Linked DNA regions of Homo sapiens: all the other regions are linked to region 2. A link is a loop called in an ENCODE intact Hi-C map of the cell type or tissue named here. Cell type or tissue: psoas muscle. All regions are shown on one strand. Region 1 overlaps ROR1 (receptor tyrosine kinase like orphan receptor 1). Region 2 overlaps ROR1 (receptor tyrosine kinase like orphan receptor 1). Region 3 overlaps ROR1 (receptor tyrosine kinase like orphan receptor 1). Region 4 overlaps PGM1 (phosphoglucomutase 1).

The links. Hi-C counts contacts between places; a loop is a spot of excess contacts. Peaks named below come from ENCODE experiments on the same cell type or tissue, not always from the same donor. Only the 100,000 strongest peaks of a DNase experiment are listed, where the experiment ranks them.
Region 1: a loop joins it to region 2, with 2.6 times the contacts of the local background. A loop is called at or near these places in 15 of 110 quality-filtered maps.
Region 3: it touches region 2 in a loop (2.3-fold over the local background); 12 of 110 quality-filtered maps call a loop at or near these places.
Region 4: it touches region 2 in a loop (2.9-fold over the local background); 3 of 110 quality-filtered maps call a loop at or near these places.

The regions. Positions count from the first base shown.
Region 1 is chr1:63,930,891-63,938,890 of GRCh38, reverse strand. The region is part of intron 1 of ROR1 (receptor tyrosine kinase like orphan receptor 1); the gene reads right to left. Among named protein-coding and RNA genes, the nearest start is that of ROR1, 160 kb to the right of the region's middle. In psoas muscle, a CTCF peak has its summit at 3,537 (motif pointing left); no DNase peak of the experiment used is centred here.
Region 2 is chr1:64,036,020-64,044,019 of GRCh38, reverse strand. All of the region lies in intron 2 of ROR1 (receptor tyrosine kinase like orphan receptor 1), which reads right to left. Among named protein-coding and RNA genes, the nearest start is that of ROR1-AS1, 72 kb to the left of the region's middle. In psoas muscle, no CTCF peak of the experiment used is centred here; a DNase peak (open chromatin) is centred at 4,379; H3K27ac peaks cover 3,573 bases.
Region 3 is chr1:63,969,408-63,977,407 of GRCh38, reverse strand. The region is part of intron 1 of ROR1 (receptor tyrosine kinase like orphan receptor 1); the gene reads right to left. Among named protein-coding and RNA genes, the nearest start is that of ROR1-AS1, 140 kb to the left of the region's middle. In psoas muscle, no CTCF peak of the experiment used is centred here; no DNase peak of the experiment used is centred here; H3K27ac peaks cover 338 bases.
Region 4 is chr1:63,601,206-63,609,205 of GRCh38, reverse strand. All of the region lies in intron 1 of PGM1 (phosphoglucomutase 1), which reads right to left. Among named protein-coding and RNA genes, the nearest start is that of PGM1, 12 kb to the right of the region's middle. In psoas muscle, no CTCF peak of the experiment used is centred here; no DNase peak of the experiment used is centred here; H3K4me3 peaks cover 2,466 bases; H3K27ac peaks cover 7,804 bases.

The sequences.
Region 1 (8,000 bases), 110 kb after region 2:
AAGTAGCTGGGACTACAGGCATGTGCCACCACACCTATTTGTTTTATTTTGTTTTGTTGTAGAGACAGGGTCTCCCTATGTTGTTCAGGGTGGTGTTGACCTCCCAGGCTGAAGTGATCCTTCTGCCTTGGCCTCCCAAAGTGCTAGGTTTATGGGCACAAGCCACTGCACCCAGGCTAAATTCCAAATTTTAAAAATTAAAACAAAAAAATTACAAGGACAAACAAAAATTTGAAACCTACCTTAGTGAAAGATGTGATTAATATCATGGGCTTCACGGAGATTTCATTGAACAGCAATCCGATCAGTATTTGTGAAGCAACTCCCCCTGCAAGGCACTGGGAATACAGTGGGGAGCAAGTGGGCACACTCAGGCCTCAAGGGACCTTGAGTAAAAAGGTAATGGCCATAAATGGTGCTCAGTGTGGGGAAAGTCACTAAGGGGAGGTGCAGGGGGCTCTGGAGCACCAAGCCAGATACAGTCATCCTTCAGTATCATGGGAGATTAGTTCCAGGATCCCCTCAGATACCAAAATCTATGGATGCTCAAGACCGTGATATAAAATGGCTTAGTATTTGCATATAACCTATGCATATCCTCCTGTATACTTTAAATCATCTCCAGATTACTTATAATACCTAATAAAATGTAAGTGCTGTGTAAATAGATTCTATACTCTATTGTCTAGGGAATAATGAGAAGAAAAAATTCTGCTCATATAAAGCACAGACACATTTTTTTTCTGATATTTTCCATTTGACTTTGGTTGAATCCATGGATCCAGAACCCACGGATATGGGAGGCCAACTCTATATTCTCTGGGGGATATCAAAGAAGGCTTCCCTGAGGATGTAAAATCTCAGCTGAGACTGGAAACAGAAGAGGGAGCCAGGATTTGGAAGGAGGGCTAGGGAGAATCTGGTGGTGTTTAGGCAGAAGAGCACTGTAGTAGACCAACTGTGAACCTTCTGAATGTGTGATCAAGTCTAAATGCCTGTCTACACGGGCTCTACAGCAACAGGAAATATATTAACACTGGAACAAGTAACTAATCAACATCTACAGACTCAGTAGTTTCCTCCTTTGCAATCCATGTCACATGAACACTAAAAACACACTAATGAAATATTAACTTCCTCTATGACATATTTCTTCTTGCCTCTAGGTTCAGAAAACTCTCATTTCCCAAAACCACCTGCACCTTCAGGCTCTGATTTACAACTGTACTGCCAATGTGGCTCCTTCCTTTCTCTATTCAACGTTAGGACCACTCACTTCTCTGAGCCAGCCATGCCCAAGATGGCTATCCAGAGCAGCTTGCACTAGAAGATGAGATGTGGTCACCACACATGTATAAATGATTCAGCCATATAATTAAAAAAAAAAACAACTTCAATGACATCTGCAGAAGTTAGAAGGATGTCTGCGCTCTAAAGTGGGCAATAGAGATTATGCAATGAACTCACTGCAGAATGTAGAAGGGTCCATCTTGCAGTGTTGGTACCTGAAAGGGCATTCCTAGAGTGGAAGAAGAGCAAGTCCACAAACCTGCTGAAGTTCAGATCTCAATTCAGAACAGGGAGTGGCAATGGGTCTGGGATGGCAGTAAAAGGACGGCCCAGGGCCACTGAACATTCCATCCAGAAGCACTGCCGGCTCACTGAGAAGTGCAAAGCATTGTGCTAAACCTCAGTCACTAAGAGATAGAAAGATGAATGAGACATGACCCCTGGCCTGGAGGAGCTTATAGTCAAGTGAAGGAAGCCGAAAATTAATAACATCTTGGCCCAATTCCTTGGCCAATTATCAGACATCTCCTAATTGATATGTTTCTCAACCATATCATTGGCTTCTAGCTCTAAAAACTATCAAAGCTCCAGACAGGAAACACACTGGACACATAATAAAAACTGGGCTATTGATGAGATAAAGTTGTCTACTGGCTGATTGCCTCATTGAGTCAACAAATGGCCCTGTGTTTGGTAATGGCAATATGAAGAGGCCTAAATCAGAGACGGCCCCTGCCCTCAGGGAATTTATATTCACCACTGTACATTTGCTCAGTACTTTGCAAATGTTCAGAGGACTCTTATACATAGAACTTCATTTGTTCCTGATAGCAACTTTACAAGGAGCTAAGGAAAGTGCTCAGAAGGGTAACATCACCTGCCCCAGATCTCTAGCTAAAAATGGCATCGGCAGGATGTGTTATTCCAAGGCCAGTTCCCAGATCACTACATTGTGTGGTGTGTGACTTGAATGTAGACAAGGAAGGAAAGAAGGAAGAAGAAATATAATGGTGTCAAGTTAAATTTCTTTCTCTCCAATTAACTTCAACTTTCCCATAACATGCGTTAAAAAATAATTCTTAACTTAGTCATATATTCCTTAAATGCTGGAAGGTTAGCATTCCAGCAAAACCTTCAAGCATTTAAGGTAAGGGTGTTTTAGAAAACAGTCATTATTCCCCCCAAAGCATGCATTTTTTATGAAATACCACAATGACTGTTCTGTGGGAGAAGAGGAGAGACTTCAGAAAGCAGCTGAATCTAAGGTCTCCACCTTTTCACTTTAGAGCACCCCTTGCTTAGCTTTGATAAACCAAGGCAGAAAACGAATAGATTGCAAGTGCTCCGTGATAATGTGTTTGGAACCAATAGATCTTCTTCACTTATTTCTGGACAATAAGAGGTCAGCTGGAAAGCACCAATAGTAGAGTTCTTCATAGCAACTCATGACATAAAAGACAACTAATGGTAAGGCTGAAGGCATTAATCCTTTCTCCATAACGGTCTTTCAATCAGCAGGTAATGCCACTGGGATGCCAGTGTGTACTTAAATGGACTTTCCCATTTTATTCCTGGTTAATCTCCCTTTCACCCTCTCAGAAATGCCAGCAACATCCAACTTGGGATTTTTACCAAAGCTTTCATAATTTGAAGGACTTTTTTTTCTCCTTTACATTTGAAACCACAGCTACCTCATAAATAACTCCTTTTATCACAAGTGTGGATGTTCCTGTAATGCTACCTGCAATATGTCAAACGTTTCAAAAGTTATCTAATGTGCTAGACAGAAACTGCTTTTGACCTCTGGGTTAACCAAAGTTAACCAACAAATGTGACTGCTTTAAAGGCTCCTTCCTGCTCCAGCTGCTGTTTCAAGCTATAAATTACTGCCACTCAGGGCAGTGACAAGACAGGGTAGCAGGACTTTTTCTGACACTGTACAGTTTGTGATTAAATATAGTCTTGGTTTCCTTTCTCAGTAATCAAGTATGTGGACATTATATATAATCCTAAGAGGCCTTCTTGGTAAACTACCCACAGAATTTAAAAACCATGTGGTAAATGATTAGAGGGAGGTTGTGTTTTAATAACTTTTTGGGGTTTCCGTTAGAGAAATTTGATTTTACTTAGTTCAGCACACCTAGGCCTGATCTGTGCCACCCTCTACAATTAACCTGACCATTTCACTCTGTCTCTGACTTCCCATTAGCTGTACCTTGGCACAGGCTGTGCCCTCTGCTGGTAAACAGGACCTGGTCCTCAGCAGTTGCAGAACTGCATCTTAGCTCATCTGATGCTGACCAATGATCTCCTGGGCTTGCAGAACTAAGCTATAAGCATAAAGTTCATACAGCTCCCTCCATTCTGTTTTCCTAACCAAAGGCTGAAAATTAACTCTTGCTGTCCAGGAGCAGGGACATTAGTTTTTGTTTCTTTGGTGGTGGTGTTGGCAGGGGAGGGAGGTTGGGCAATGAATTACTGAACCATATTTTACACTGCAACAAAAAACCAACAGGCTACTTTTCAACATTTGGTTTACAATCATTCTCCCCTCTACCCAAAAAAAAAAAAAAAAAATTCTCCCAAATCAAACAGAGCTGGAGATGGATGGCAGATTGCTAAATTCTTGCAGAGTCAAAATGTAAAAGAAGCATGATAAATTGTTACTTGGCTCCCTCATCCTTCCTTTGAAAAAATAATTTACAATGTGGGATGGGTTAACTCCCCTTCACATCATCTAAATCCTCAGAAAATCTATGGCAGGCTCAGTCTGAAAGGCCAATTTGACCCCACAGACCTGTCTCTTACAGGATCTTCTCAGGCCCAGACATTAGACGTAAGCTGTCTGTCCCTCAAGACCCTGATATCTCAAAAGCCAAAATTGTAAAATATACTTTTTTAAAAAAAGGAAACCCTGACAAAGCCAACCCAAATGTTTTCTTTCTGTTAAATTTAAATAAGTGTTAAATTAGATTCCGCCTTGCAGTCCTTGCAAGTCCAAGTCACGGGGTAAGAATTTGGTAAACAGTTTTATCTGTCAAAACCATCCCACAGGATCCATTTAGGAAATAAATGAAGTTGAGGGTAAAATGTGGCCTTTGTGTCAATGATAGCACCTAATATTTGTTATATGCTTACTACAGGAGCCAGGTACTATGCTGAAGATTGTATGGGTCTGATACCATTTTGATCCACACAGCAAGTCCATGAGGTTGGTGTCACCAGCATCATGCCCATCTAACAGATGAGCAAACTGAGCCTTAATGAGTGTAAGTCTCTTGTCCAAAGTCACACAGAGGGTGACTGGTATGGCTCGGTTCAAACCAGGGGGGTCTAGCTCAGAGCCAGGCCCTTACTGGGAAGCTCAAGGCCTCTTGCTCCATACCGGCCACCCAGGTCCATACCAGTGGAGTTCACCTACAGGATCTTGACCTCGTTCTTATCATCAAATCCCTTATGTTCACCATAGGGGATTTACCATGAGGGATGTTTATCACTGCTTTATTGCTCTCCCTGACATACCTCCTCACCACCACCAACAACCCAAACTGAATCCTGCACCTGCAAAGCAGCAGCTAGCTGGAGGCCAAATCTGAGACAGAGCCCAGCTCCCAAGCCTTGGTGCTCCCATCAGCCCTCACCCTGCTTCTCTGTACTTCCTTATTCACTGTGGCTCATTGTGCAGAAGCTGTACTGACCCCACATCCAGACACGAAGGTGCGGAACTTGCTCTGGGTCTTGTATGTTCAGTCCAGGCAGAGGGCATGTCTCACCTGGGATGTGTATGTTCAACACTGCATGACATTTGCTGGTGGGAACACAGGCTTTATAGTCACAGCTCTGCCTACAGATCCCAACTTCACCAATTAGCTGGGTGACCTTGGTTTTCTCATTGAACCTCTCAAGGCCCTAATTTCTTCATTTAAATTACAGGCATAGTAAAGATTTTCAGAATTGTTGCAATTAGATAAAACGTACAAAGCAGTTGGTGTTCAATAAATGTTAGTATCTCTGCCCAAGAAATGGCAAGATCTTAATGGTCTCTTAACCCTTCTGCGATGGAGTTAGAAAACTTACGAAAGAGAGCAAAGCAACCATGCTTATTCATTCAGCAAATACTTATTGAGCACCTATTATATGCCAGACATTTGATTGAGGGTTTCATACTCCTACTGGGCTATTTAAGCCCACTTCTGGGGATGTAAAGGGACACTGATTAAGCTCCTGCCTAGTACCATGCAAGTAACATGGAGAATCTCAATGACTGTCACAACCATCTGAGGCCAGAATTATTAACCCTGTTTTACATATAAGGAAATGAAACGCACTGTGAAAGGTCCAGAAGCTTGGCCAAGGTCCCACAGCTATAAGATGCAGCAGGCACCACTACTATGCTGCCCTGTCTCTCAAGTTCCATCAGATGCCAGATGGATAATCCTTTCTCAGGACTCTTGGTCATTTTCCATTTGATCCCTCCACAGTGTTTAATTTAGGGAAAATTAAAAAGAGGGTCAGTTCTTATAATTTTCAACACAAGTCAATTAAGGCTGGCAAGATCCCTGGGCTCAATCTCAGGCCTTGCAACTGGGAAGGGAAGAGGCATCTTTCAGGACTCTTGGCAATTATTACAGAGATAAAGGGCTGTCAGACAGGTGGGCAAAGAAGGCTCAGAACTGTCACCACCCACTCTACCAGCTCTGGCCCTACACCTGCCATTCTACCACCCAGTTCCAGTCTTCAAGCTCCAGGTAAAAATCAGTGGAATGAATACCAAGCAAGCTGGGAGAATACCCATACACTGCCTCTCCTCTACAGCAAGAGCAACAGGATCAGCTGGATGCAGGTTCAAATCCTGCCTCTGTCACTTACTGGCTAAAGGAGTCACCTACCTCCTCTGGGACTGTTTTCCCTTCTATAAAGCAGGGAAAATAATGATAGATCATGATAACATCACTTGAGGACATCTGAGAATCAGGTAAGGTAATGTGTGTAAACTGCAGTTCCTTCTAAATGGGAAGAACCATCAGGGGCATCATTCTTCCTTGGCTTTGGGGGCAGTAGAAATGCTACCGACCAAGCCAGGATGGTAGAGAATTTACATGATGATGACTCTCATTGGTAGGCCTCACTTCTCATACAGCACCCAACAGCCTTTTTCTAGTTCAGAAGATGGGCTGAAGGAAGGGAGGCCGGGCTATTCTTGCCGAGACCTGAGTGCTGCCTTTTTTCCTCATTTTCCACCCAAGCAGAGGTCCCCTCTTTCTGCACACAATGGGACTCCATCAACCCACTTCCTCTCCATTCCCACTCAGCTGGGGCCCCCATAGGCCAGCCAAGAATCCTATCTATCACCCCTGCACCTTTTCCACCTCTTCCTCCCATGCCAGGCAACCTCCCCTTCACTCATTCTCCTCAGGTCTATTGAGCATCTTGCTACAGGCCAGTAACTGAGGTTAATAATACTGGCTTTATGTATTCGATGGCTCAGTGCCAGCCCCTGAGCTAGGTACTTTATAAATATTATCTAATTTAATCCTCACTGCAAGCATGTAAGGTAGGCATTATTATGAGTACATAATATGAGTATAGCAGTTTCCCCTCATCCAAAGGGGGTACGTTCCTAGACCCCAGTGGATGCCTGAAATCATGTATAGTACAGAACCCTATATATACAATTTTCCCCTATACACACATACCTGTGATAAAGTATCATTTATAAATTAGGAACAGTAAGAGATTAACAATAATAACTAATAATAAAACAGAACATAGTAATATGCCAGCATCACTACTCTTGCACTTTGAGGCCATTATTAAATAAAATAAGAGTTACTCAAACACAAGCACTGTGATACCAAGATGAGTATACACTGTGAGGATCTATCTGATAACCCAGATGGCTATGAAGTGACTAATAGGCTCTAGAAATTGTAGACAGCTTAGATACGCAGGACAAAGGAAGGATGCAGGTCCCAGGCAGAACTAAGCAGGAAGGCGTGAGATTTCACCATACTACTTGGGACAGCATGTAATTTTAAACCTAGAAGTTGTTTATTTCTGGAATCTTCCATTTAATATTTTTGGACCACAGTTGACTGAGGGTAACTGAAACCCTGGAAAGCAAAACCTTGGATAAAGGAAGACTACTGTACTCGAGGTTCTGAGATGTGGTCACTGGCCCACTGCCACAGAGAAGCTGGGATTCGAACCCATTTTGTCTGACCTCAGAGCTACGTACACCTCTTTCCACTGTTCTACACAACCTCTAAGCACTTCTGCTTATATTGTCTGTGATTTACTTTATTTTACTTTATGTTTTGAGACAGAGTCTCACTCTGTCACCCAGGTTGGAGTATGGTAGCGCCATCTCGGCTCACTGCAACCTCCGCCTCCCAGGTTCAAGTGATTCTCGTGCCTCAGCCTCCAGAGTAGCTGGGATTACAGGCACCCACCACCATGCCCAGCTAATTTTTGTCTTTTTAGTGGAGATGGGGTTTTGCTATGCTGACCAGACTGGTCTCAAACTCCTGACCTCAACTGATCCGCCTTTCTTGGCCTCCCCAGGTGTTGGGATCACAGGCGTAAGCTGAGCCACTGCATCCGGCCTTCTGTGATTTACTTTAAAGCTCTTGAGTACTGATATTGAGATGAACATGTGTGTTTCTAAGTTAAATTTAATCTAACTCTGAGGATGGATAGTTAACATTTGT
Region 2 (8,000 bases):
GGAAAATGAAATGCCAGTATCCTTTTAGTGCCACCATCTTCTCCCATTAACAATGGAAAGTGATGATCATAGCTAACATTTTTCTGAGCATTTACAAAATGCCAGGCACTATTCTGAGCATCTTACACACTTTAATTTAAACTTGACAACAATCCTATGAGGTAGACTCTAAAACTGACCACATTTTAGAGATAAGGAAACTGAGACACAGAGAAGTTAAGGAATTTCCCAAAGTCACACAGCCAGAAAGCGGCAGAGCCAGGACCCAAACCCACGCCTTTGAACAGCAGAGACCATATTATGTTCTGATGCAATCAGATTCCCAATCAATCCAACCTGTAGTCTTTCATTGTCCTTTGCACCACTCATAACCTGAACTAAAAAATATTCTTGCCTTTTTATGAGTCCATCAAGCATGTGACAATACCCACTGGTACTGAAAACAACTAAATCACCACTAGTTGCTTATGACGTAACTGGAAGTCATCATTGAGAATGAGCTTTTTAAATACAGTGCAGGCATGGTCTGTACTGAGGCTTAATGAACCAGAAAAAGCAAACTGCAAGAAAAAAGTTATTTTATGACCTCTCTGGGAATTGAGACTCTATTTCCTCCTTTTTACATTTTTTGTATTCCCCTCAGCACTTCATGTGTTATTGTGAACTTCATAGGCATTTAATAAACGCTGGTTGATGAAGTAAATGGAAGGCTCAAGTGAATTTTAGGCAAATTAGCTTTGGAGACACCCCATTTATTATTTACCCACTTGACAAGATGTCACATCCACAAATCCACAAATCCTTCCCAACATTTATTACTTAATTTTCAAAGTGCCCCCATCTCTCCTCAGGGAGGAAGGTGGGGCCAAGTGTTATATTCCCATTTTGACAGGTGAGAGAAACTGAGATATAAAGAGTTGAGCAGTCCATTGCCATGGCAACCCAGCCAGTCAGCCGAGGAGCCAGTCACAATTAGGTTTAGGGCCTGGGTCTTGGTATCAAAAGAGGCACATGCCAAAATCCTAGCCTCCCACATGACTGATGCTTTTCAGAAGAGGGAGGAGGTTCCCAACATGAAATGAAATGCTTAGCTAAACATAAAGGAAGGCTGCCAAACACAGTTAGGTCATCGCATTTGACTTGGAGAGAACATTCTGTTCACGCTATCAACCTGCATTCACTTTCAGCACACTTCACCATAAATACTTCTGACTCACTATCTCGGGAAATATTTTTTATCTTAATAAACTCAATGCAAAGCATAATCTAAATCAGCTTGCACATTCTTGAGTTCAAGCCACAAGCTGAGTTTAATAAAATCAGCCGAAAATAGCGGGGGACTTCTGAATAACCACAGTTCATTATCTGATACAGGGCTGCTGGGAAGTCCTGAACACACAGAGCTGAAGGTAAAAGCAGGAGGTGGGTAACCTGAAGGTATGAAGGGACCGAAACCATCGGATGACCCCACCTGCTGGATCTTAGTTCTCACCGGACATCTCACTGGAGGCACTGCTTATAATAATAGACTGCGTCACACCAACCAAGAGCATGGGCTCTGGAGCTAGACTGCTTGGCTTCATATCTGAGCATCACCTTTTACTTGCTGTGATTTAACCTCTCTAAGCCTCAGTTTCCTCAAATGTGAAATGGGCTAATAATGATACCTACCCATTAGGGATGTTGTGGGGGTTAAAGGATTTAATCCATCTCTGGAATATCAAAAGTATTCCAGAAAAAAATACTGATACCTGGGTCCCACCCTTAGAGATTCTAATTTAATTGTTCGAGGATGGAATCCAGACATGAGCATTTTTAAAAGCCCTTCTCCAAATGATTCTCCTGTGTAGTGAATAAGAGAACACCTGGCTACAGTAACTATCACTACCATTTCCTGACCCCTGATTCTTGCCTGGCTTCCTGTTAAACCCTGTAATTAACTTATTCCTCAAAAATCCTCAGGAGTATTCTCCACTACAATCCCTTGTTTACAAGAAGAAACCAATGCTGAGACATTAAGTGTGTTGCCTAAGGTCACATAACTGATAAAGAGTGAAACCGCACCTCCAACCCAACCCTTCCTCTTGCACTCCCCAGTATCCAAACCTCTGCCCCAGGTTAAGTACCGAGGTGGCACAATGAAGATAAACATTTTCTGGGTGAATGAACCTGCTGGAAACCAGGGGATATGATGGTTAAAAGTGAAAAGAAAAGAAGTGCTGTGCTGGGCTGGGTGCTGGCCGAACACATTTTCTTGAAAACACAAGGACTAATGCATCAAGCTGAGCTTGGGCTATTGACTACAGAGTAGTAAGAGTGGGTTTAAAGAGTATCCACTGGACCAAAGACAACAAATGGCCAATAATGTGCCTCCTTTTTGGGGAGAGAACACACACACATTAAGAATGGTTCTGCAAATATGCACTTAGAGCAAAACCCCCTATAAATCAGGGTTAATGGGGAAAGACAGCCACCTTTATAGTTCTTTCCTTAGGAAGCCCAGTTAGCATGTGGTGCCACTCAAAGGAGTTTAAGAAAACTTGCACTTTGCTACTTAGAGGCTTATTTTAATGAATAGGTCTTTTTTACAAATAGACAAATTGTATGTAAATGCACTCTTAAAAGCTCAGGGAAACTACTTTTTCCTTTTAAGAAAAGATCTCTACCAAATTAGAGTGGCTGGTCTCCAGCATTTAGATTGTTTTATGTCTCAGGTATAATTAATAAAGGTGGGAGAAGAAGGGAAAAACATATATTAGGCACTGATTCTATCAGGCATTTTACATGTATTATTGCATTTTGTCATCACCAGAACCCTGTATATATACATAGGATTTTCCAGCCCCATTTTAAGGAAGATACCAAGGTTTATAGAGGTCTTAGCATAGCTAGACTGTACACAGGTTGGACTGGAACTCAGTTCCATTGACACTCTTCTCCTGTCCCTACTGCCAATCTGCATTTTATAACATACTGTCATTAAGAACTTTTCCCACTATTAATTGACTTGAGACCATCCAGATAAAACCTCCTTCCCACACCAAAGGTGCTATGATTTTTACCAGTCTTTATTTTTACCCCAGGAGCAGGTTATTTAATGGGATCCTTAGTAACCACAAATTAGGTTACTCTAAGAGACCTTTTGCTGATTATAAGCTTTTGTGGATATATGGTCTGAATGTTTGTGGCCCCCTAAAATGTATATGTTGAATGCTCAGGGTGAAGAGGTGGGGCCTTGGGAAGTGATTAGGTCATGAGGATGGTACCTTCACGAATGGGATTAGTCCCCTTATAAAATAGACCCCAGGGACATCCCCTGCCTCTCCTACCATGTGAGGACACAATGAGAAGACAGCTGTCTGTGAACCAGGAAATGAGCCCTCAACAGGGAGAACCTGACCATGCTGGTGTCCTGATCTTGAACTTCCAGCCTCCAGAACTGTAAGAAATAAGTTTCTGTTGTTTTATAAGCCACCCAGTCTATGGTAGTTTATTATAGCAGCTGAACAGACATAGAAAGTGTATTTTTGTATCTATTTTACCTCAAATTTTCAAGTGTTTTTATTATGAGAAGGTATCATTTTGTTACTTTATATTTATCATATGTGCACTTTTCACTTAAATTTCTAAGTGGGAATACTTAGAATTTATGAGCAGAAACAAACTTAACCATCAGGGAAATGACTTGATTTTTATATAATATGACCAAAGTCTTTTAACTAGAATTTTGAATACAAAGTTTCTGGCTTGAGAATTGGTCCTTGAGTTTTGGTGAAATATTCCCAATCTTGTTTCTAACTTTCTCAGCCTCATCCATCCCAATTTTAAAATGCTAAATTTTTAAAAACTAAACCCCCATCTTTAGCTGAATGCTAGGATGATAAGTAAATCTATAGTCCTAACAACTCTTTAGGTTTAGGGTACATCTACATTCCAAGAAGTCACTTGAAGCTTTTCCCATCCCTGTAAAACCAAACCAAATAATAATAACAAAACCACCAGCTATTACTTTGCTTCACTATAACTTAGTAAGGGCCTAACTTAAAAACAACAACAAAAAAGCAAAGTTTCTGACCCCGGGGCTTAAGCTTTATAGGTCACATTGCAGCCTAAAGACTGCATTCTCCTTTGTGGTTGAATTATAAACCTTTGAAAAATGCTGACAGACCTTAACTATAGCAGGACAGGATGAGTGGGTCCACGTAATGAACTTTTACATGACTGGAGATAGAATCTAGAAAGCCAAGCCTGAAATACATTTCTGGTTTGGGCTTTGGGCCAACACAAACAGAACACATCATAAGTCATCTCTGTGATTTCAGTACCATGCACAGGAGATGCCTCAGCATCAACACGACACATGATCCTCACTGTGGAAGCTTTTGGCTGCTTCTATGTCATGCAAATGCAACAGTTGTGCTTTCAGCTCTGGTAGAGAGCCCTGTGCTAGGAAGAACTAGGCCACATTCAGGTCATTCAAAGACAAAGTCCGTGTGTATTTTCACTACCCTGGCCTGACTCTTAGGCAGTGGCTTGCCCAGTCATAATAAATTCTCAAGCATTTGATGGCTCTAAGTGGAGCCTAGGTGGCTTTCAAAATAAAAGTTTGTCATTCTGGCCCATGAATTTCTATTCCTCTGGGGATCCATAAAGTCATACAATCTCAGTATTCTAAAGTCACATCTTGGTTAAACAGGACCAGAATCCCTTTGTGTGCCAGTCAGCATTCCAACTCAGTTCCACCAAGGCTGACACTCCAGTTTCATGTTTTCCCAGAATGTAAACTTCAAGGAGCACAAAAGGGCACACAAGCCATTCTTTCTCCCTTTCTCCATTCATTATGCAAGATCTGTATTTCAAAATTTAAAAGAATCTGCTGACTTGACCACAACTCAAGGTCTCCTGTTAGCAGGGCAGTGCAATGGTGAAGGCCCTGTCACTTGAATGTTCTCTCTCATGAATGGGGCGGTTTTGCCTTGAAATTTTGAACCAGATTCCTCAACAATTAGAAATTATCTGCTCTACTGCTTTTCAAGAAAACAGAAAAGCACTGAGAAATCTGGAGATGAAGACTGAAGGAGCTACTATTTTCTTTGTAGCAAGAGACAAAAATCAATTCAACACACAAGGCCGTGAACTTTGAGGATGGGACCATGCCTTTTTCATTTGCTGTGGCTCCTTAAACTGATCACAGGCTTGCTAAAGATAGACGTGTAAAATGCTAGATGAAGAGATGAACGGATCTATTTTTATTTTGCTATCTATTATAAATAGATAAACAAAAACCTAAGAGCCTGCACTCAAAGATCACTCATCCTGGCTACACAGTCATGCAGGTAAAGAGATAATCATGATAAAGTGTGATCTGGGTATGTTCAGGGTGGTAAAGAACCCTAGAAAGGGGAAACTTAACCCATTTTCCAGGCCAGAGGTGTCAGAGAAGGGTTTCCAAAGGAGGTAACACCTTGCAATCGGTGGAATTTTTTTAAAAAGAGGTGATGCGGCCTCTGTCCTTCAGGAGCCCCTTAAGATCTGGAAGGAAAGCAGAGCTATTCTAGGGATCTAATTTGGAAGTACAAGTCAGAGTGAGAGCAAAAGCCAAGTGTGTGGTCAAGATGCTGAGTGTTGAAGGCATTCACAAGATAGGGTGGAGAAAGGGAGGCTGAGATCAAAACAGGCTGGCCAAGGTTACTGAGGTGGTGGCAGAGAGGCCAGATGGTTCCCTGACTTTTATCAGGCAGAGTGGGCAAGACCCAGTGTGGAGTGGAGAGGCGGAGAAACCCCAGACTTCCTGTCCTCTTGCTGGAATGTGCAGGCATTTAGGGGAGGCGAGGAGTAGACAGGAGAGGGGAAACAGAAGATAAATAAGCAAATACTTATTAAATACTTGTGCGGACATGGAGGGGGGACCTGTCCCATCTCTCCTTGGCCTCGCAAAACAGTGATACAAAAGAAACATATGAAAATAATCAGAACAAGGAAAGAGGTAAGGAAAGGGCTGTTTTATGCTCAGGAGGGGGTGAACCTGTCCAGCTCTAGAAATCAGGGAAGGTGTGAGAGAGTAGGGGGTGCTTGCATTGGGCCTTGATGGAGAGCAAGGCTGCAGAGGGGAGAGGAAGGGCAGAAGCTGTGCAGTTGTTTTGGGGAGAGTGTGGCACACAAACCAGATGCCACCCTTGGTGACATGTACCATGCATATCTGCTGAGGACTCCACAGTGCACTTCTCACAGCTTCCCCACTTCACTGTGTTTCTGACATTAGGTCAGAAATTATTAGCATTTTTGGTAGGAAAGTTCCTCCTCCAGCAGGATTGCTAGCACATGGTAGCGTGTTTAACATCCTAAACCCCTATTCAATAAATGTCAACTGCACACCCTCATCATGGTGACAACTAAAAACAGAACCACTCATATATGACTACATTGAGGAACCCCAAGGCATCTTTTCATCACGGTCTTATTAACCATAGAGCCTAGCCAGTTCCCAGCACACAAGAATTGCATGATAAAACAAGGCCCTGATCCACCTTGCCTGCCCATGCTAACTCCTAGGCCACTAAAGTCCATAGTTAGCAAATTCTGTGAGTAACTGCAGCTCGGGCTAGCAAACTAGTTGCAATGGATGTAGCTGTCAGTGAAGCCAGAAACTATCAGTTGTCTGAAAATCATGGCTTCCAGCTGAAATGAAAGCTCCCTGAAAAGTGTTCATTTTTTCATATTTCTCATGCAGGAAGACATATCAAGCAGAGATGTAGAAAACTATCTGCAAATTGTTTGATGCTCCTTCTATGAGAAGGTGGAGTCTGTGTGCCCTTTCCTTGCACCTGGCAGGACCTCTGTGATCGTGTCTTTCTTGCATGTGGCAGGACCTCTGAGAACAGAATGTTGCAGAAGTGACACTGTGTGAGAGACTTCAGAGTCAGGTTTAAAAAAACTTGAGGCAATCCCTCTGGGAGCCTTCAGTCACCAGTTACCCTGAGGCCACCACATGGAGAGTGCTTGGAGAGAATAAAGAGAAGCTCTTGGACATCTCTTGTGCAAACAACACTTGTGTGTGAAACAGCCCCAGCTGTTCCAGACTCCAGCTGTTTTTGTCTTCTCAGTCGAGACACCAGACATGTGAATGACAAAGTCTTTAAGATGACCCTAGACCCAGCCACCATCTGACTGCAACCACATGAGAGACTCTGCACAAGAATCATCTAGCTGATCCCAGTCAACTCTCAGAACCAGGAGAGAGAATAATAATACATGATTGTTGCTGGAAGCTACTATGTTTGTTGTGGTTTGTTACCTAGCAGGAGCTAACTGATACACAGCTCTCACTTGAGATTCTAAGGAGTGAAGTAAATTCTCTAGAAAAGCAGACATTTATTGGAGAAGTATCTTGTGACAGATTCCGTGCTAGGAAGTAAAAGCAATGACTTACACACAGTCCCTGGTTTCAAGGATCTCCCAGGGGAGATTCAATATGAACATGGATTATCACAAATATTAGGAAAGAATAGACCCAAGAGGCACAGAGAATACATGATGGGAGTATATTCTGGGAGACTCCTGGATGAACTCGCTGTGATCGTGGGCTAGCAAAGTTAGTAAAGTGCCCTCCAGATGGGAAACCCCAGGGAATGAAGTAAAAATAAACATAAAGAACTTTGGTCCTTCCACACTGTGAGTTTGTTGAGGACAAAAAACATGTACCCCAGTACCTGTCATGTAGCAGAATCTTGCTCAGTTTATATTTACTGGATGGATGGGTGGATGGATGGATGGATGGCACTAGGGAGCCAGCCTAGAAAGAACATTGGCTGGCCTGAGGACCAGAAGGCTAGGGATCGAGTCCTAGCTGTGTGACCCTGGGTAAATCACTTATTTTACCTGTCTATAGTCTTCAGTTTCCATATCTGTCTAATGTGAGGATAAGGCTAGGAGATCTCTGAGGTTTGTTCCCAACTCAAACCTTCTAGGGTACCAAAGGGCAAGTATGAACATCCATCTAT
Region 3 (8,000 bases), 67 kb after region 2:
TTTTGGAGCGCCAACATGAAACCACAGGTGAAAAATTCCACACCCGACTTCATGTGATAGGTCACAGTCAAAATGCAGTCAAAATTTTGTTTCAGGCACAAAATTACTAAAAAATATTGTATAAATATTCAAGCTATGTGTGTAAGGTGTTGATATGGTTTGCCTGTGTCCTCACCCAAATCTCATCTTGAACTGTAGTTCCCATAATTCCCCATGTGTCATGGGAGGGACCCAATGGGAGGTAAATGAATCATGGGGGGCAATTACCTCCATGCTGTTCTCGTGATAGTGAGTGAGTTCCCATGAGATCTGATGGTTTTATAAGGGGCTTTCCCCCCACTTCACTCTCATTCTTCTCCTTGCTGCCATTATGTGAAGAAGAACATGTTTGCTTTCCCTTCTGCCATGATTCTAAGTTTCCTGAGGCTTCCCCAGATATGCGGAACTGTGAGTCAATTAAATCTCTTTTCTTTATAAATTACCCAGTCTGGGGTATGTCTTTATTAGCAGTGTGAGAATGGACTAATATAGGTGTATATGAAACATAATGAATTTTGTGTTTAGACCCATGTCCTGTGTCCTAGATATCTCACCATATATATGCAAATATTCCAAAATCCAAAAAATTCTGAACTCCAAAACACTTCTGGCCCAAGATTTTTGGATAAGGGATACTCAACCTGTAGTTTCATTTTCCTATATCCATTTGAAGGTGCTAATGAGCAATATGACCAAGTGACTGACAAAAGGAGGAAGAAAAAAGATGACACCGACAAACCAGGGATCTAGATTCTCCTTATGCTAGAAATTTCTCCAAAATGGTGGAAAGTTGGTTATGGTTTTATAGTACATAACAGTGTATATCTAGTTAATGAATGATGTTGACACTGGACTAGAAAGATGTGGACCACATTAGGTCAAATTATGTTTCTCTGGCATTACCTGGAGCAATATTGGAATTTTGATTCCTAAAGTTGGCCAATTTTCTCCCTCTGAGCATCAACAGTTTTCTGAAATCACCACTTTCATGCTTAAACATATAGAGAGATGGCTGTGGGGTAGCAGAAAGCAGAGTGCAAAAAGCATTATGAGATTTGCATTCAAGCCTAAATGCAATCCTTTCCTGGCTGTGCTTCCTCAGGTCGGCCTTTCCTACTTTTCTGTGGTTAAGTTTCTTCACTGGGAATGTAAGAGAATTAGACAAGATCACCCAACCAGAACTCACACTCCATGACATTACCTTTTGCTAGCTTTACCACTAGTGTATCACAGGGGTATCTAGTTTTTGTGCATGCTGTTAGTTAACTTAAAAATGCATGTCTTGGCTCTCTAAAGGACTGTAAATTCCTTGAGGGCAAAAGCTCTACCATAGACTTTGTTTTTGAAACCATATAAAATACATTTTTTCAAATTCCCCACAGCACTATTAGCCCAGTGAATGATCAAAAATACTTTCCAAATGAATGAATGTACCCACGAAAGTCGTGATTTACTCTTCAGCCAACAAATGCCGTCTGTTTTAGCAATCCCCAGCATGAATTTTGGAAAATGCAGGGTGCTGGATGTAGACTGAAATGATGGGAGCCTCTCTCCCCTCTCCCAATCACAGGTCTCTAATATTGACAAGATGTCACCCGCCAAGGAAGTGCCTGAAAGAGCTCAGCTTTAGCAGATTGTATAGCATAAACCTCAGACAGGATCACGGGAGCTCAAAGCCAGGGAGAAATTACATAACGCTCAGAAATTTGCTTTGGCACAGGGTGGGGACACTGTGGCACCGCTTCGTGTGTGTTCAGCAATTTCAGCATCCCATGATTTTTCTGTTTTATACTTCCGGGCATGAAAAAGAAAGGTTTCCGCATAACTGCTTAACTGGAAGACAGCTGACCCAAAGAAAAGTTGATTTCTGAGAGCTCATCCAGGCAGCTAATTATGCCATCTCAGTTATTAATTCAGTTTTTTAAAGACTGAAGAGCTCCCATATAAAAAAAATCCAGGTTTCATTGCTATTTCTAAGGCAGAAAGAAATAGACATAACTTAATCATGAATCTCTTCAGTCCAGTGCCAGCATGATTCTATTAACAAGATATATCGTACCATCGAACTATAGTACTATAAAAACATAATCAACTTTTATTCGTTTGGGAGATATTTTGAGCTTGAAGAGAATCCAAATTCCTTGCTCCAGTATCCTCTTTTTTCCTCTTCCTTCTGCCAGCCATTTGGTTTTACTGCTCGTTAGCACCTCCAAAGAACGTGAGAAGATGAAACCTGTAAGTTGGGCCACTGTAGAGCAGTTCTGGCCAATTGCCTACTGGGCAAAAGTGATATTTAATCTATGCTCTGACTGTTCTCAGTTTATTATAGATAATTTAAAAAAAGCTCCAATACAAAGACGTTGGGAGAAAACCTGTAAGTCTTTGAGTGCAATCCCACTTTACAGATTATAAAACTGAGGCACAATGAGGCAAAATGTCTTGTCAGAGATCACATCGATAGCTAAAGGCAGAGGTGGAACCCAAGTTCTGCACTGTCCCCCTCATACCTCAGTAAATGTAGTGAAAACATAACTCAGAGAAAGATATGAGAAATAAGAGTTGGTAGCCGGTGGTGATGGTGTGCACCTATATAGTTCTAGCTACTCAGGAGGCTGAGGCAGGAGGATTGCTTGAGCCCAGGAGTGTGCGGTTACAGTGGGCTACGATCATACCACTGCACTCCAGCCTGGGCAACAGCGCAAGATCCTATCTCTAAAAACAATAAAAAAGAAAAAAAAGGGTTTACATTTCTAACAAGTTTTAAAGGAGATTCAAGTAATGTCCACATTAAAAACTCATATTGGAGGCTGAGGCAGAAGAATTGCTTGAACCTGGGAAGCGAAGGTTGCATTGAGCTGAGATTGCGCCACTGCACTCCAGCCTGCGTGACAGGGGACTCTGTCTCAAAACAACAACAATGAAAAACACCTCATATTGAATTAATACTTCAGAAAGATTAGAGTAATATTTATATTCAATAATATTTCTTGACCACCTATTAAGTGTTCTTTTATTTTTTTTCTCATATGCTTTTCACCACAGCCTAGCTGAATTTGTTTTAATATTTCCATTTTGCTAAGAATGAAGCTAAAACTCAGAGAGATAGAGATTTGCTCAAGGCCACACAGCTAGTAAGAATTTAATTCAAGGTTTAAACCCAAATTCTTTGACTCAGTACAGAGCTTTTCCACTCATCTCAATGCTTTGCAAACTTGAATTTTCCCCATTCTACCCTCACAATGTTTGTTACCAGAATTAGTATTTATTTAATATTTCCCTTTAAATTGATTCACTATTTTTATTTAAATACATTTAGCCTTTACTTAAGCAATAATGTTGATGAACTTATGAGTGTTTAGTGGGTTTATTACACATATGAGTTTTATATGTAAGTTAAACACATAACTTTGAAATCTTTTTTAAAAAATGTCTCCGTGTAGCACCCAAAATAATTGCAAACAGTGATATCTACTCCACACTTAGAAAAACCAGTGTCTCATAGGCATGTTGTAAGAAATAAATACATAGCACTTAGAATACTTAGGGTTCTGTGTTCATTATTATCATTAGTTACAGGTTTCTAATCTTCACATATATCAGAATCTGCTGTGATTCTTGTTAAGATGCATATTCCCAGACCCCACCCCTAGATCTGGGATGAAGTTCAGGGATTGGGTTTTTTTTAACAAACATCCAGCAAGTCTGTTGCTGATGCCCCTAAAATTGTATTTTGAGCCACCCTGTGTCCCAATATTGGGGACTCTATGACTAGTCCCTGAAGCAGGAGTCACTTAGCACAACTATCTCCAGTCATATTTTACATGAGTGTTCTATTAATTTATAGTCACCAAATCACAAAGCTGAAGAGAAAATTCCAAACAGATTGTCACGGATTCTGTTTTCTGAGGTCTTCTTTACAAATCTCTATCTTCCCACTGGGACTGGGTAGAGGTATGGAGAGGGTAGATAAGTTCACTCTCTGCAGGCATCGCATTATCGTGGGTGGAACTTCCCAAAGCAGCAGTCATAAATATGCTCTGGGCAGCCCAGGGGGAGCGTTTGATCTTCTGCCCAGAGATCTCTGCTTGTCATCTGCTCAACCTCATTCATCGCAATAAAGACAAGGAGCTAAATTAGAGGGTGAGATCCAGTGTCGAGGATCTCTGCGAAGGAGACAGGGCAGTCACCACCCCTGACAGCAGGGAAAGAACGGGAGACAAGCTAGGAGGGCAGGGGCAAAGAGGTGGAGTATTGCTGCAAAGCCAAGACAGGCCTGCAGGTGGGTGAGACCCACATGGGGGCTAACAAGGAGAAGGAGAGAAGCAGCAGCCTGCCCTTCCTGAGCACTGGCTCCCTGCCTCAGAAGCGTGGGCACCACTGGCTGCATGGTTGGCTCAATCCTCAGCATTTCAAGGAGGTTAGTGGTAACCATGAGCCATGTATTGTTTAGCTGTTCAATTAAAAAATAAAAACAAATTAGTTGGCAACATTGACTATAAAGAAACTGTATAGTAAGTCTGGACTTCCAGCTTTTCTTGAAAAAATGGAAAATCTCAAAACACTAGGCCCATATTCCAACATGGCAATGATTAACTGGAATTAAGTTGTGGTCGCTTCCATTAGACAGTATTGATGTCCAGTTAGCAAGAGTCCCCATTACTTTTCAGTGGGTCATGCCCAACCTTCTTAACTCATTTTTACCTGCCCTGGTTGGGATTTGAGCTTATGAATCGTATGCCACCCACCTTACTAAGTAAAACAAAAATGTCCACATCCCTTCTTTCCTTCTTTTCTTCCACAAATATCTATGTTTGCTTAATGCTAGTACCCAAGACCTAACTAACACCTCATAGATACAATAAATGTAAGTTGAATAAATAAATAAAAAAACCTTACTGAGCCTAAAGCTGTGCTAGGCACTGCAGGGAGATACAAACTTGAGCAAGACATGACATAAGACTTCAAGGAGGGAGCCTGGGGCAGAGAAAAAATGCACCAAAGTTGGAGTCTGACTTAACTTTGCCTAAAACTTTGTGTTTTAGGCAAATCACGTAACCTCTCTGAGCCCTGGGTTCCTCATCGGAAAAGTGAGGATGAAAATGCTACATTCCTCATGGGGCTGTTTTAAGGTCTAAATAAAAGGATGGATGTGAAAACTTTAAGTATTTGAGAGCCCAGGTTAGATGGCAAATTCCTATAAGCACAACAAATATAGAAAGGGAAAACAGGCATGAGACGTAGGCATAGTGCAAAGGAAAAGAACACAGCCAGTAGAGTGCTAAGAAAAAACTTCAGGAATGAAATGGCTTTTAATCTGGGCCTCTTTAGGATTAGGTCTTACTCAGATAGGGTGAGAAAATTCTAAGCAAAAGAAAGGGTAAGTGTGGAACGGTATACAGTGGAAAGGTGGGTTTGATCAAGGCTGGAGAATAGCCCATGAATGCCAGGCTAGGGTCTGAGAACCTGATAACACACAATATACTGCTCTCCAACTGCTGGCATGAGCAAGACCGAGGACAAGGGCTTTATCATCTGCTGACTTTCCTGGAGCCTGAGCCAACTCCTCCTACTCATACCCATCAGGTAGATAAAAGGCCGTGATTCCGGTGACCACACACACTGCCAGACAGACCATTCCAGATCCTCCCTTTATAAGCATCCCCATTAGATTGTAGACAATGAAGGGCTTTAAACCAATCTGGGCAGCAATCTTTAAACTTGGCCCAACTTTTACAAGATTTATGAAAACCTTTCAAGTGGGGTTTTGCAGATGATTTATTTTTATCTTTCTGAGTAATACATATATATATTAAAGCCCATAATGAGATGAAAGAACTGGTAGGTATCTACCAGATATCTACAGCTCAATCAGTAGTTGAGCTAACCTGGTACTTAATCAAAGCACTCTAAGACCAGCTTGAGTAAATATTAACAAGATTATTTTAATTACAAAAATACTAATCAAAAAGTGGACTAAGCACACTTAGTGCTTATTGTGGGCCAAGCCTTGTTCTAAGTGTGTTACACATATATTAACTCCTTTAATCCTTATAATAGCTTATGGGTTAAGTAATATTATTAATATCCTCCTTGTATAAATGAGGAAAGTGAGGCCTAAGGGGTTTAAATAATTTGCCCAAGGTCATATACCTAATGAGTGAAAGGGTTGTGGTTTGCTCTCAGGTAGTCAGAATTCAGAGTCCACTTTTTAGCCACTGTGCTATACTGTCTCTCATGAACAGCATGAACATCTATCTAGGAAATAAGGATGTGATCACAGAGGGCTTAGAGGGGACTGACCCCCATCTGTACTGGCTGGGTCCTCCAGCAACCAGGGATACTGTCTGAGTGAGAGGAAGCCCTGCAATTGCAAATGCCTTATTAGCCAGGCTCGCTTTTGCTTTTGACAACCAGAGAAACATAGAAGGTTAGAGCTAAAGATTTTTTAGAGTTCATAGAGGGAGGCAGCAAGGGTGGTGACCATGGAATCAGACTGCCTGCATTGGTTCCACCACTTCTGCTCTGTGCCCTGAAGCTGGTTGCTTAACTTCTCTGGATCTCAGCTTTCTCATCTGTACAATGGAAATAATTATACTTTGCTCATAGCGTTGTTGGGAGGATCAAAATAATTCATGTAAAGTAGTTAGAAGGCGCCTGGCAGAAGACGCTGTCAGTGAATGTTAACTATTATTCTTACTTAGGCATTTTTCTCCTTTCTAATCAGAATCTTAGACAGCAGCCCATGTATGATTCCTTTTATACCAATGTATTTTTTTAAGTGCGGTTGATCTTAGGGTTCAGTGGCATGAACTACACAATGTGAGTTTGCCAGAGAGGTTGAAGAGCTTCCTAAAGGAAGCAAGAGTTATAACCAGAGTTTGGTCCAAGGAAGGACCAAGAGAACAAAACAATTGGTGTGTTATTATTATTACTGTGTAACCTTACTTTTATGTCCAGACTAATGTCATCCGGAGAAACAAAAATTTATCTTTTAATCAATATTTATTAAGTACCTACAATTACATATTACTGGGCTAGATTCTAGAAACACAAAAAGTGGTGGCCTCTGCCCTCACCAAGCCCATGGTCTTCTGGTGATAGCAAGGAGACCAAGCAGTGTCTTAATGGTGATGATGGAGGAGGTACAGGGTCTATGGCAACAGGAAGTAGAGGTGTCCAACCTAGACTTGGGAATTCGATAAAGATTTCCTGGAGGAAGTAGTGTCTGATTCAATATCTAAAGAATGAAATGGGGTGGTTCAGATAAATGAGGGAAGGAGTGGGGGAGGAAGACGCAAGGGAGAGAACATTCTAAACAGAGGTAACAGCATGCATGAAGATATAAAGGTCATAAGGTAAAATGAGTATGATATGGATAAAAGAAAGTAATGATTTATGACTAAAGTCTTAAGATTTGAGGAAAAAGAGGGCAGGTAATTAGACTGGAGAACTCAGGAGTGCCATATTAAAGAGAAAGGGCAGTGGGCAGCCAGGCAGGAGGCACTGTGCAGAGGAGTCATGTGATCAGAGTTACAAGGAGACAGATTCATCTGTCTGGAATGTGAAAGGGAGAAAGACAGGTGGCAGGGAAACCTCAAGAGAGGTAGTGGTTAGATTAAAAAGAAGGGGACTGAAATGAATGAGATCAACACGGGAGGGGGAATCCACAGAACTGGACGGTTCATCACACATGGAGGGGTGGAAAACACATGGAAGAGCGGAGATTTCTGGCTCGGACACTGGATGGACAATGGGGCCATTCATGGGGACAGGAAACACAGGAGAAGCCAGTTTGCAGGGAAGAGAAGTGGAGATGACACCAAACTCAGTTTTGAACAAGCCAACTTATACACAGTTGTTAGACTGCCAAGGGGAACTATCCAGCTGACTACCAGTGCTATGAGTCCATAGCTCAGGAGGGCACCCCAGCCTAGACTTATAGATGGCCAATCCTTCCTCAG
Region 4 (8,000 bases), 430 kb after region 2:
GGTGAAGATCTCAGATTGATGGGCCTGTGGCTGAGATTTAGAGCAACTGTGAACCTCTGCCTGACAGAAAAAGTCCAAGGGATAATGTGTGGACAGAGGCAGGATAGGACAGCCAAAAAGTGAGGGTGGTAAGAGGCACAAAGACCCTCCCTAGGCCCATCTTCTTATCCCCTCCCTCTGCCTTCCAATGGCCTCAGTATTTGGAATAATCATAATAATCATAGAATCATCAGAATCTTCTCTTTACTAACCAGTTACAATGTCAGGCCCTATAACAAGTGCTTCACAAATTTTATTTCATCCTCACAAGAATCTTTCAAGGCAGATATTACGATTACTCTTTCGAATACCACTTCTACATATGGAGGAGCTGTCTATGGCAAACTGTGGGGTAAGTGATTTTCTCATGGATTTGACCACAAAGCGGTTAGAGTGAACTGTGTGGCCCAGCCCAGAGAGGAAGCTGGGCTTTCATGACAGGTGCCAGTCTTATCCCTGATTCCATCTGAGTTTTCTACACTGATTTCCCTTTTGCTTCATTTCAAAATCTTCCTTTAAAAAGCACTTCATCTTGTTCCACAGAATGCATTTTTCAAAGTCCCCATGGAGGTGGTATAACCTAATAGTTTTATTGCTAAATCAAAAGGCCTTTCCCTGTCCCCACCCAGTTATACCATCCCAGATCCATTTTCTGGCCTCTGAAGTCAGGGGACAATTTCACACAGTCGAGGTGGGCACTGGCTTAGCATTTGGGTTTCAAGTTCTATGGTTTAGAGCTGACAGGACTCTCTTCCTCGGTCAGGGCCGGGTATTTGGCCATTTTGTCGGTTTATATTTTAACAAACCTTCCCATTTTGTACAGCTCCTAAATGCCTCACCAAAGCAGGTTTAAACGTTTACCAGAATGGAAGAGAACTGTATCCCCAGGCCACTGCGGTAGGCTGCAGAAAGCAGAATGCCAGACTCTGCCTCAGCAAGAACTGTCTCTTAAGCTCCTCTCTACAGGTCAATGTGCTTGAACAGTATAAAATACAGTAACTCCCTTTAAACAGTTATGCCAGTTGAGTACATTCATCTCAATTAGCATTATCTCTTTCAAAACAATCACCTTGGGAAACAACATATTTATTCAAACAATGCTGACACCTCTCTAACTCTTTTAGTGGGTAACTGTTTTTACTGTCTGCGGCACTTTCTTTGAAAGTCCTCAGTCATGACAAATCTCATCCTTTGAGAATAGATTTGAACTTTGGAAAAAGACAAAAATTGGCTGGAGCCATGTCTAATGAATAAAGTGGGTGATCAAATCTTGTTACATCGCTTTAGGTGAAAAATGAGGCATGACTATAAAATAATGTGACTGGTTTTCCTAGGTGACCCATAAACTGACTGGCTGAAAGATAATTCCCATAGAGGAGTTTCAAATGCTTTGAGCACTACACGCATCACTGGAGTGCGTGCATGGTTCCCAGAGTGGCGATTTGGCAGGGTACGATACTAATTTGGATATATAAGTTCAAATATGTTTATAAAAAAAGAAATCTGATTGCTTACCCTCACGAAAATGAAGAAGCTATTCTGGAGAAATGTCGCCTCCTTTTTTTGACAGCCTGGTCTGCTGTGGACAGAGAGTCTGCCAAGAAAGACACACTTATCTTCTGCAGAACGCCTTCGCTGGGCACACCACCCATCCCAGGCACACTCGCCTATCCCAGGCTGGCCCTGAGCTCCCATGACCATCTCTTTTTCCTTCTGTGTTAGCTTTTATAATACCTAATGGTTACTGTCTGGTTTTGCATGTGTCAATCTTCCCCATTCAACTGGCAGCTCCTTGCGAATGAGGACATCTTTAACCCTCCCATGCTCAGGACAAGGCACACAGAAGCATGGGATACTAATTCCACTGCTCCTGACACAGCCCTTACTTTGCTTCTCATGATCCTGTGGTTTCACTTGGTAAATGGAACTTCCCCTGCCTGGCAACCAAAACTGGACATTTGGTCCATGTAAAGTCTACCCACACAAACGTAGAGACTGAAAGTAGACTAACGGCTGCTTAAGGCTGAAGGGGTAGGGAAGCAAGGGAGATTGGCTGCTAATGTAAGGGGTTTCTTTTAGGATCATGGAAATATTCTGAAGTTAGATTGTGGTGATGGTTGTACAGTTCTGTGAATAGACTAAAAAATATTGAATGATTCACTTTAAGTGGGTAAATTATATAGTATGTGAATCATACCTCAATAAAGTAGTTTAAGACTCGTACAATGGCAATGTTTGTGCCTTGGTTCCTTTCTAAAGTGGGGTTGGAATAATTGACGGCCAAGGTCTCTTCCAAAAATCTAGCTGCCCATATAAAATTAAGTTCTGTCTTCTCTCTGTAACACTACCACTTGAAAATGACAGTGATTTTCACCAGATTTGGAGGGAATGCTTAGGACAGTATAAACTATTGGTTGTTTCCCAACATCAATTCTCTGTTTCATTTGGTTTGTCAAATCCCCAATGTTTAGCTTGACAGATGACACCCAGAATAAGACTGATATTTCACAGCCCTCCTTGCTGCTAGAGGTAGGCTTAGCTAAGTTTTGATTAATGCGACATGAGTGCAACAGATATGTTCAATCTCTGAGAAAGGTGTGCCTTCCTCCATCTTTCTCCCCTGTTGGCATGTTAGCTGGCATGAAGGTAAGGTGGTGGGCAGCCATCCCGGACCTAGATAAGAGCAACACTCCAGGGAAGGCTGCACAACAGAAGAAAAGGGGCATGGGTCCCTGTGTATAATGGAGCCACACATCAGCCCTGGACTGCCCACACCCAGGATATGAAAGGAAGGGTTCCATTACTATCAACTTTTAAGTACTTTATTTGGAAACTCTGCTAACAGCAGCCAAACCTACATTTTAACAAAAAAGTTGGTATTCTGTACCAAAACAGAATCTAAAACATTGGCATCAGCATGCTTTTTATGGCATGGAAAAATTTGTTGCCTCTGATAGCATGGAAGGCAGACCACTGGCCAACCAAATTTGTAGCTTGAGACAAATGGTTGGCAGAATTCAGAACATGAGTGCTTGTCAACTACCTCTTGCTACAATAAAGACGGGAGCTCAGGCAAGGGCTGGCCATTCTGCAGAGAGAAATAAAGGCAGGTTGGGTTCTGCTAAGGGAAGTTTTGTTTTTTGTTTTTACTGTGGCCTGCAAATGATACCGTCCAAGTCCAGGAATTTGTGCCATCACAGAGTTGAGATGACAACTATTTGTGAAACCAAGTTAAATCAGCTATACAGTAAGCAGCAGGCTTAGCAGAGAAGGCTGTGTCTAAAATCTTTCCCAGGGCTAGGTGCGGTGGCTCACACCTGTAATTCTGACACTTTGAGAAGCCAAGGTGGGTGGATTGCTTGAGCTCAGAAGCTGGAGACCAGCTTGGGCAACATGGCAAAACCTCATCTTTACAAAAATACAAAAAATTAGCCAGGTGTAGTGGTGCATGCCTGTAGTCCCAGGCTGAGGCTCAGGTGGGAGGATCACTTGAGCCTGAGAATTCGAGGCTCCAGTGAGCCATGATCACACCACTGCACTCAGCCTGGATGGCAGAGTGAGACCCTGTCTCAAAAAAATAAAAATAATAAATAATAATAAATAAAATATTCCCCAGGATTCTCTGTCAGACAATGGGAACTAGCCCACCAGCAAAATCAGATTAAGGATACTGCCTTCGTACTAGCCTATCTTTTCCACCTGTCTCAAGGTAGCCATCAGTAATAGAGAAATCAAGGGAGGCACAAAGCATCCAATAAATACAAGTCAAAGTTTTTAGGTTTCAAAACTATCTAGGTGAGAACTTTCACTGTGATTACCAGCACATGGAACTGATCAGGATAGGCCAGAAGACTACTAAATTTGTGAAGGTACTGTACAGTGAAAGAGCCAGGAGCCTGGCCTGCAAAAGTCACCCCTGCCTCTTTTCCTCCAACTTTCATCAGCAGGAAGCAGGTTACATAAGCTGTACAGCCCCAAAAGGACTTTTAGGGCCTTCTCCAATGTCCACTCTTACTCAATAAATATATTTACATGAGCAGGTGGATAGAGTTCCTCCCTGAGGGTGGAACCAGGGTTCCCTGTGGACCTACTCCACTGCCAGGACAGGAGTGTGCATTCCCAGCCAGGACAATGCGACAATGTGAACACTCCTATGGCTAGTGACTGGTCTACATATGTAAATATACAACTATATCCCCTCTCTTTACACACACACACACACACACACACACACACACACACACACACAGAGTTATGTAACTCCCTCCCTATATATATAGTTATACATAGTTATGTAGTGGGGACAGGGGGCCTGATAATTTGTCTTTAACTTTACACAAGGAGCCACACATGGGCTTGATGGAGAGAACTATGAACACTGAGTACTGACTGGGTAACTGGAAGGAATCTGGGGTGCCTCCACTGGAAAGGAGTGCTGTGTTTCAATGGGCAGGAAGAACAATGGGCATGGCTGTCTTCATGGCCAAAGAGGTGGACCATGGCACATATTTCTAGTGTTCCTTCTCTTCTTTAAGGTAACAGAACCACTCATTTTCAGGGGGCCATATGCCTCTCAATATAGAGTCTACATTTTCAGCCCTTCTTGCAAGTAAATGTGGCCTGCATGTTAGATCTTCCCAGTGGATTGTGAGCAATAGTCAGGTACACAATTTCCTGATTTTAAAGGGGGAAGACACTCTGCCCCATCTCTCCCCTGTGCCCACTAGATGAAACATGGATGTGGTAGTAGAAGCCATCTGCAACCAGATGGGCAAGGGCAACACCTTCAAGATGGCAGAGCAACAGGATTAAAGAGGCTGGGTCCCAACATCATGGATCCATCATGCTAGTCTTGGCCTGCTGACCCACAATATTCCACAAGACAGAAAAACATCTTGTTTAATCCACTGTTGTTTTGAGTGTCTGTTACAACAGCTGATTGAACCTATAAAATCGTAAAAATTCCTTATAGGCTACGTGGTGTACATCAAATTCACTTTGGAAGGCACCTCAAAGTATACTCTTTCAGAGTGGTCCAAACAGATCTGCAGCGGTAAGATCAAGCCTTGACAGGGAAATCTGAGATTTCAAATATAAGCCCGGTAGAAAGGCACAGGGCATAAGTGCTCCAAGTTGCAGGTGATGAATCATGATTGAGATGATTCTCATATGTGCACTCTGAGTAGCATCAAGAATGTGCAGTGTAGTCACATCATACAAGTATTTATCTTGCACAAATGTAACTGTTGTATATAGAACTTCCAGGGAGACAAAGAAGACAAGAGTGAAATTTAAACAGCATGGGCAATTCTGCCACCATTTCACCCAGTGACCACAGGCCCCTGCTCAGTCTTAGTCCCCACGTGCTTCTCAAAGTATGGGTATCTTGAGTGCACTTCTGCTATTTAAAGACATACCTGTTGTGTTACATGTTGTTCTCCAATGTGGTACTTTCCTATGGGACTTTAAGGATGATTTTGACTGAAGTTTCATCTTCCACTCGAACTCTAGAACCCATCCCACTGTAAAATGCAATTTCCTCTATTAACTAGATGATAGTTAATGGCTTGCCCCCATTGATCCTGGGAAGCCATCTGGTCTTACGATTCTGTTCTACTGACTCAGTTTTCATTTTTTATGTGGAACATTTAAGGAATAAAAACCAATGTGCCTCGAGGTGGATTTTGCCTCTTGTTTTACATTGTGATTCCAGAAACTGGTTTTAATTCAACCCAGTAGTGAGAAAAATAGCTCTGACTTACATAGCAAGATCTCCGCACTTCCCTACTCCACATACTCATTTCCTGCTTAAAACTGCCCAGATTAGCATTATCCTCAGCCACTCTCAGTGGGAACCTGGTATTTGGAACATGGCCCAACACCCCTTACATTCTAGGAAGAGTGGGGGCAGTTCCCAGGCTCTTTTCCTGACTTTGTGACCTGGGACACCTGAAAGGTTTGTTGTAGACAGGAAATAAGGCCATGCATGTGGCAGTAACTTGTAAAATAGAAAACATGAGGTACATTTTTAGTGCAGTTGCTCCTTGCAGAGTATGAAACAAAAATACGGAGTTGGGGGGCAGTGAGGGGAGCTTTCTCTTAAACATGCCAAATTCTCTCACCTATGGTTCTGCCTGGAACATTCCTCTCTGCTCTTCACCTTCAGGTCTGGTTTTAGTTGTCACTTCCCTACTCCCTCTGCTGGAACCAGGCACGCCTCCTTTATGCTTTCCTAGCCTCCTTTGCTCACCTCCATCCCAGTGCTGACAGCACCTTGTGGCAGTTCTCTGCTTGTCCGTAACCCACCTAGCCTCCAACACAAACCTTCACCTTAAGTCCCAAGCATGTGAGGACTGGGCCTGTATTGTTCTCTGCTGCAACCTACGAGATCACCATGAAGTTTCACCAATCAGCTCATTTTGAGCTCCCTGCCAGTTTACAATCCTCACACTTGTCGGTTTAGCCCCCAAATGGCTATGACACCATGCAGATTAAGCCCTCCGGACTCACACAATGTAGTAGCCATTTCAATTCACTCTTGAGCAACATTTCAATTCACTTGTGAGCACATTGGAGTACAACATACAGGACTAATATTTGGTCAGAAGGACTTTTGTCACTTACCTCATAACTCTACATGTGGTGACCTGGTTAGAAAATACTTATTGGGCTGAATCAATCACACTCAAAGCAGCCAAGAACAAATTCATATATTAGTTGCCAAAATAAGCCATATGGTATACATGGATATTAAAACAAAATTTCACCTTCCCTGCATGCCCTTAATGGCAGTTTAAAAAGAAGAAACTTAAATCTGAGAAGATTCTTGTATAATATAGATGGTCCTATCAACCCAGCATGGTATAGATTGGTATTTCCCAAAATTCTTCTGTTTGGGGTCCTTTTACAAACTCTCAGTACTCATATATTAAAAGCTCTGAAACTCCTACTTAACATTGCCCAAGCCAGTTTCTCCATGCTATTAACCAGCATATTATAACAATCCCCAGAACTACTTGCTCTGGGATATATTTATTTATGGAAAAGACCAACCAGATGAAATATCAGAAGACTGGAGTCCCTGTTCCAACACCATTAGCATACTGGACAAGTCAACCAAATATTTCTGTCCTACCACCTATCGCATTTCATCCTTCAAAAACACTTTGGGGTACTCATAGAGAAAAAAAGAACATCTTTCCAATATGAAAACATAATTTTCCAAGTGTTTCTGATTCATGATTAAATCTTTATTGGCATGACTTAATTAGCATTCCCCACTGTGTTAATTCAGGGCTGTCTTTATGCCTTGGGGAATCAGCTCAGTGGTGATTTGGAGAAGCTATGGGAAGGAGGACTTCCAACAGCTGAAGTTTAAAAAACTAAACAAAACAAAACCCAGCTTACATCCATCCGCGTATCCCAACACTAAGCACAGCCTTCTCACCCTTTCCAAACAACTCCCTATGCTGCCCCCTTGTGATTTCTTTCCCCTTTGAGGACCCCAGGGGAGAAAAGTCTTCTCCGCAGTCCTCCCAACTGAAGCCCTCGGCTAGCCATTACTTACTTAACACACTCAGGAGCCATTTTTCAAAGGTGGATCCCAACTGTGAGCACAGCTTCAAAGTCAGCAGAATAACTGGCTATGTCTGTGTGGGCCTCAAGGGAACTTGGAGGAGAATAAAGGGATCAGTTCAAACTTTCCTGCTTCACTTTCTTAGAAGTGTAGCTCACTCAAATCAATCTGCTGAAAGCTCTTCTAAAGTCTAAAGGGGTCCAGACTACACCACTGTGACATAAAAATTATTTTGAGCCAGTCATTTAAAAATAGGCTTTTTACTAAACTCCTTCATCTGTCTTAAAAGCAGTGTGCCCCAAAGGAACTCTGGAGTTTCACAACCAGGGAAGATCGACTCATTACCATAACTAAATAGACACTGGCATAAAACTACCACATCTCC